Regions from separate parts of the Homo sapiens genome. Here region 1 is linked to region 2. A link is a loop called in an ENCODE intact Hi-C map of the cell type or tissue named here. Cell type or tissue: ovary. All regions are shown on one strand. Each heading gives the region's core, and the rest is flanking DNA. Links, peaks and the distances in the headings are about the cores only. Region 1 overlaps SVIL-AS1 (SVIL antisense RNA 1). Region 2 has its middle 14 kb from the start of BAMBI.

Region 1 (2,912 bases), core at 141-2,640, 790 kb before region 2:
AGGAATCAGGGTGGCTTCCGGGAGGAGGTGTCCTCTGAATCAGCCTCGAAGGACTGGCAGGATTTCTCACTGCAACTGGACATCAGTTCTCCAGCCATCAGCTCCAAAGAGAAGATCTGGAAGGAGGAGAGGGAAAGGAGAGGCACACCCAGTCTCCTACGTGTGGCACAGGCAGGATAAGGGCATAGCAAGTAGAGCCTCAAGGCTGAGGTGAGGGTGCACAGAAGGAAAGTGGACTTGGACATGGACGGGCCAGGGGAACCCGGCTAAGGGACTCTTCAGATGTGGGGATGACCCGGCAACAGCACCTGCGACTGATTCCTCTGGTCCGCAGGATCCCCAGGCCTAGTGCGTCCCTTTCTCATGGGGCCCGGGGTGTTTCCAGGGCTGGGGCTGGTTTCATAGTATCCTGCGCCCTGCGCTAGCACTTCTATCTTGGATCTTGATGTTGAAACCATTAGAGGTGCTGACTCTGTTACATTCTCCTCTCATCTGATCCTCATGTAAAGATATTTCTGAAATCTCCAGCAAGCAATATGGTACGTGGAAAATGGCGGACTTGCGTTTCCCACACAGTAATGCCGTTTCTCGGTAGACATCAGTGACCATGAGGCAGCTCTACCAAATGCTGCTCTGATCTTATAAGCTGCTCAGGAAAAGGAAATTGTTCTGTTGCATTGAAAATATCGAAAGTTTTGGAATCTTATCTTGCTATTTTAAAGTATTAATCTTTTTAGATTTTGACTCTTAAAAAATATTTGAATGGCCCTGGGAGATAGATTGGTCATGTCATAAACAAAAGACCAAGGCATACGAAAGTTACGGGACTCGGCTAAGATAACAGAGCTGGGTGGGGCAAGGCTCTTTAAGGACGGCACCCAGATGTGGTGGTCCGCATTCCCCTGTACCTGATTGTTGTTGAATAATGGAGGTAAACTGAGGCCCAAGGTCACCTCCTGCTTCAGGGAGGGCTTTAGGTAAGGGCGGGAGAGGAATCGCAGGCCCCGCCCGAACAGGCTGCTTTCTCTGCATGATTTCATCACATCCTCGCAGGCAGCCCCGAGAAGCACCTGCTGTGCCCTTTACTGAGGAGGGTCTCCAACATTCAGTTCTTCCTCATTCTCCCATCGCTGGTAAGAGACCCATTCCAGTGGAAGCTGAGGAACGAGACCTGCCTGGGAATGAGACCTTTCCTCATGAACACTAATTTTATCCAGGGGTGATAGGGTTAGGGGGAGATGTTTGCTGTTAATATCCGAATGTCTCTCTAACAGATTTCTATCAGGTTTGATATAACCTGTCAGCTGCCTCCCTCCAGCTGGAGAAGCCAGGAAAGGAAATGCAGGGACTGGCCAGGGAAGGAAATACGGAAGCGACAAAGGAGGAACCTTTGCATCTGGCGAGGGGCAGCCGCGCTGAGGGAAGGCTATGGCCAGCAGGTGGCGCTGTTGCTCACAGCAGAAGCCAAGGCTCCAACTCCAGCGCCGCCTCCGGCTTCACAGTCCTAGGATCTGCAGAGGAAGCCTCTGCTCTTAGGCACAGAACTGGGCCAAGACCTTCCCCTAAAGACCCCAGGGGCCAACTCCAGCTCCGTCCGGCTCATTTGTTTCCAGTTCAAGGAACCTGAACTCTACGATGGGCTGACCTGGGAATGTTCCCATTGCCCTGATGCAAGCAGTGATAAATTGTGCAGTGACATGAACGTGCCCAAGGGCTGGGGGAGTCTGCGAACCACAGTTCCTCTTAGCCAGGCTTCCCTCCGCCTGCATGCACACGCTTTTTAATTTTTGTTTTATTTTGTGGCTTCTTTAAAGCTCTTCCCTTTGCCAGTTTTGCCATCTGTAGAATGAAGGTGATACCTTCCTTTGGCTCAATTAGTTAATGTTAGGAAAGCTCTCTGCAGATGAAAAGCACTAAATTCTATTGATCAAATATTTAATTAGCCACACTTGCGGATGATTCATAATCATCTATTCAACTTCCTGAATTGCCAAGCAGAGAAAATGGCATGATTAGAAATATAATTTTAAATACCGGTTTTCAGAGATTTTGTACCTGTCAAGGCTATGAGAGAATTTCTGAATTAGCATACCAGTTCCTCCCCGATTTTCCAAGGGCCTGAAGAAACCAGCTCCCTTCCCACTCAGCCTGTGGCTGTGGCCATGACTGCCCTCCTCTACCCGCACCTGGCCTGGGGAGTAACTCAGCCGCAGGGCCTCAATGGCAGCGTGCAGAGGGTTGGACCGCAGTGCCAGGACCTCCCCAGCACGGGGCTGCCTCTCAGCCCTGGCAGGCCACAGCACCTCTTCTGCCTAGGGCAGTACCTTCATGGTCTGTCACATGCCTGCCCCTTTTCTGCCCTGGTAGGGACTCAGTGAGGAGAAACTAGGTCATGTAGGAGACACGGACACATTCAAAAGCAAGACACCCAAGCAGCTCGAGTGTAAGGAGATTTCCAGGCATTTCCAGTTGCTTTGAAGCACAGTCAGCAACATGGCCTGGTTTGTCTTCAGCTCTGGGTTCCAACCCAACCAAGACTGCAGGTTCTGGTTGTGCATGTGGCCTCTGAAAGCAAAATAGGCTTTTTCTTATTCATTCATTCTGCAAATATTAGTGTAAATGCTATGCTAGATATGCAGGCTAAACTGGTACAGACGATTATCTTTGACTTTCTGGCAAAACGTAATTTTCAAAAAGTGAAAAAAACAAAACCATCATACAGATAGATGGGAAGCACGTGTCATTTGGGGTCCTCAGGAAGCAGGTGTCAAGACAGAGCTAGACGTGAAAGACATTTATTGGGAGGAACACTTTTTGCAGATAAGAACAGTGGCAGCAGGAGGCAGGGAGGGTTTTGGGAGGGTGCTGCAAGGCTGACCCCTAGGAAAGGAGAGGGGAAGGAGGGAGAATGG
Region 2 (2,912 bases), core at 153-2,652:
TTATTTTCCCTGCTTTTGCTAACACTTTTCCTTGGTAAGTACCTCTTGAGGTGTACCTACTGGAGGTGTACTGGACCTTCCAGTACCAGGAATAGATCACCATATCCCAGCCTCTTGGCTTTTCTTCTCTTGAAAACACTGTCCTCCCCAGTCCCCTCCCAAGTTTTCTGCACATCACATAGCCTGGTAGCAAGAGAAGCAGCTTATGCTCCAAACCATCAAACCCTCTTTATTTTTTTTCTTTTTTGAGACATAGTCTCACTCTGTTGCCCAAGCTGGAATGCAGTGGCACAATCTCGGTTCACTGCAACCTCCGCCTCCCAGGTTCAAGCGATTCTCCTGCCTCAGCCTCCCCAGTAGGTGGGACTACCGGCACGCACCACCATGCCCGGCTAATTTCTTTTGTATTTATTTTTAGTAGAGATGGGGTTTCACCATGTTGACCAGGCTGGTCTCGAACTCCTGACCTCGTGATCCACCTGCCTTGGTCCCCCAGAATGCTGGGATTACCAGTGTGAGCCATCGTGCCCAGCCTCAAACCCTCTTTTATCAAATGTTTGGATTCTTACACGTACATCATTCAAGTTACTTAAAATAATGTGTTCAGGCCAGGCCTGGTGATTCATGCCTGTATTCCCAGAGCTTTAGGAGGCCAGACTGGGGAATTGCTTGAGGCCAGGAGTTAAAGACCAGATTGGGCAACATAGTAAGAACCTTCTCTACAAAAAATATGAAAATTAGCCAGGCATGGTGGTGCATTCCTGTAGCCCCTTAGTCGGGAGGCTGAGGCAGGAAGATTGTTTGAGCCCAGGAGTCCGAGGCTGCAATGAGTTCTGCTCAAACCACTGCCTTCCAGCCTGGGCAACACAGTGAGGCCCTGTCTCTAAATAATAATAATAATAAATAATAATGCTGTGTTCATTCTCTAGAGAATAATTATGTTCCAAGCTCTAAAAGACTGAGGCGAGGGGAAGCAAGCAAACAAACAAAAAACCCACCAGGGTAACCACTGTTTCTTCAGCCAACACTGGAACTTTGGCATCTCTTATTACTTTTATTTTCCAGAGAATAAAATGCCCTCTTAACGGAGCCCAGAGCTTTCTCTTCCATCCTCCCGCAGGGAGGGAGAGGTCCTGTCGCAGGTCTTTCTCGCCCTCTTGTGGTGAGAGGGAAGCAGCGCTCAGCTGGGAAGACAGCAGCTGCTGTTTGCTGTTGATACAAGAAGCAAGGTCGTTCTAGGAAATATTTAGACTCGATATTTTAATGACTCTGTCTCCATGTCATGCAATGATCTCAGTAAAAGAGGACTGTGACCCCTGTTCCCAGAGTCTTTTTAAGGCTTCAGACAATAATGAGCCAAATTCCCTTTGTGCATAAGACAGAGAAGAGGTGGTGTTACCTCCAGCAGGTGCATATATGCCATGAAGTGCAACAGTGGCCATTGTTCTAAATAAATCACCCTTGCCTAAGAGTGTGTGCCACCCACCAGAAGGGAGAGTTTCTATTCTGGGCCATCCGAGTTCATTTCTGGGTCTTAATATTTTTGAATGGAAATGTGCTAACTGAACAGTACAAGGCATCATTCCTAATCTCTATGATCTAAACCTGGCCTTTTTTTCCCCTACAAATTTAGAAACTTTTTGTTTGTTTGTTTGTTTGTTTTTGAGATGGAGTTTCACTCTTGTTGCCCAGGCTGGAGTGCAGTGCAGTGGTGTGATCTTGGCTCACTGCAACCTCCACCTCCTGGGTTCAAGTGATTGTCCTGCCTTAGCCTCACAAGTAGCTGGGATTACAGCCTCCCAAGTAGCTGGAATTAGCCACCATGCCTGGTTAATTTTTGTATTTTTAGTAGAGATGGGATTTCACCATGTTGGCCAGGCTGGTCTTGAATACAAACTTTTTGACTGACTCTGACTTTAAAAAGCAAACAAACAGGAAGCCCCCAAACAGATGAATTAAGAAATGATCCCCTCCTTTCCTGATCTATATAACACCAAATGATGGGCGACTGAATTTTTGTCCCTAACTGAAACTGACAGCATTGTATTAACAGGAACTCTTATCCAGTTGGAGACCAAAGCCAAGAGACTAACAGGAAAAATCAGCCTCTAACTCTACATTAATCCCCAGTCTATACTGATCATATTAATCATATAGTTCATGCGGATGCTAAGAGCTATGTGAGACCACATCAGCCACTCTTTAAATTAAATGATGGGGGCTGGATGCGGTGGCTCACGCCTGTTATCTTAGCACTTTGGAAGGCCGAGGCATGTGGATTACTTGAGCCCAGGAGTTTGAGATCACCCTGGGCAACACAGTGAAACACTGTCTCTACAAAAAATACAAAAATTAGCCAGAAATGGTGGCATGTGCCTGTAGTCCCAAATTCCTCAGAGGCTGTGGTGGGAAGATCGCTTGAGCCATGGAGATTGAGGCTGCAGTGAGCCATAATCATGCCACTATACTCCAGACTGGGCAACAGAGCGAGATCCTCTCTCAAAAAACAAACAAAAATTAATTAATTAATTAATAAAAATGAGGCTGGGCACGGTGGTTCACGCCTGTGATCCCAGCACTTTGGGAGGCTGAGGCGGGTAGATCACCTGAGGTCAGATGTTCGAGACCAGCCTGGCCAACATGGTGAACTCTGTCTCTACTAAAAATACAAAAAATGAGCCAGGCGTGGTGGCGGAAGCCTGTAATCCCAGTTACTCGGGAGACTGAGGCAGAAGAATTGCTTGAACCCAGGAGGCAGAGGTTGCAGTGAGCAGAGATTGTGCCATTGCACTCCAGCCTGGGTGACAGAGTGAGACTCCATCTCAAAAAAAAGAAAGATCACATCTGTCTCTGATTTTACAGTTGAGGGGACCAAGACTAGGTTAAATGGCTTCCTCAAGGTCACACCAACT

What was found. Hi-C counts contacts between places; a loop is a spot of excess contacts. Peaks named below come from ENCODE experiments on the same cell type or tissue, not always from the same donor. Only the 100,000 strongest peaks of a DNase experiment are listed, where the experiment ranks them.
Region 1: a loop joins it to region 2, with 4 times the contacts of the local background. A loop is called at or near these places in 10 of 110 quality-filtered maps.

Annotation. Positions count from the first base shown.
Region 1 is chr10:29,447,723-29,450,634 of GRCh38, reverse strand. All of the region lies in intron 2 of SVIL-AS1 (SVIL antisense RNA 1), which reads right to left. Among named protein-coding and RNA genes, the nearest start is that of SVIL-AS1, 40 kb to the right of the region's middle. In ovary, for the core only: a CTCF peak has its summit at 1,438 (motif pointing right); a DNase peak (open chromatin) is centred at 1,434.
Region 2 is chr10:28,662,279-28,665,190 of GRCh38, reverse strand. No RefSeq gene overlaps it. Among named protein-coding and RNA genes, the nearest start is that of BAMBI, 14 kb to the left of the region's middle. In ovary, for the core only: a CTCF peak has its summit at 1,164 (motif pointing left); a DNase peak (open chromatin) is centred at 1,150; H3K27ac peaks cover 644 bases.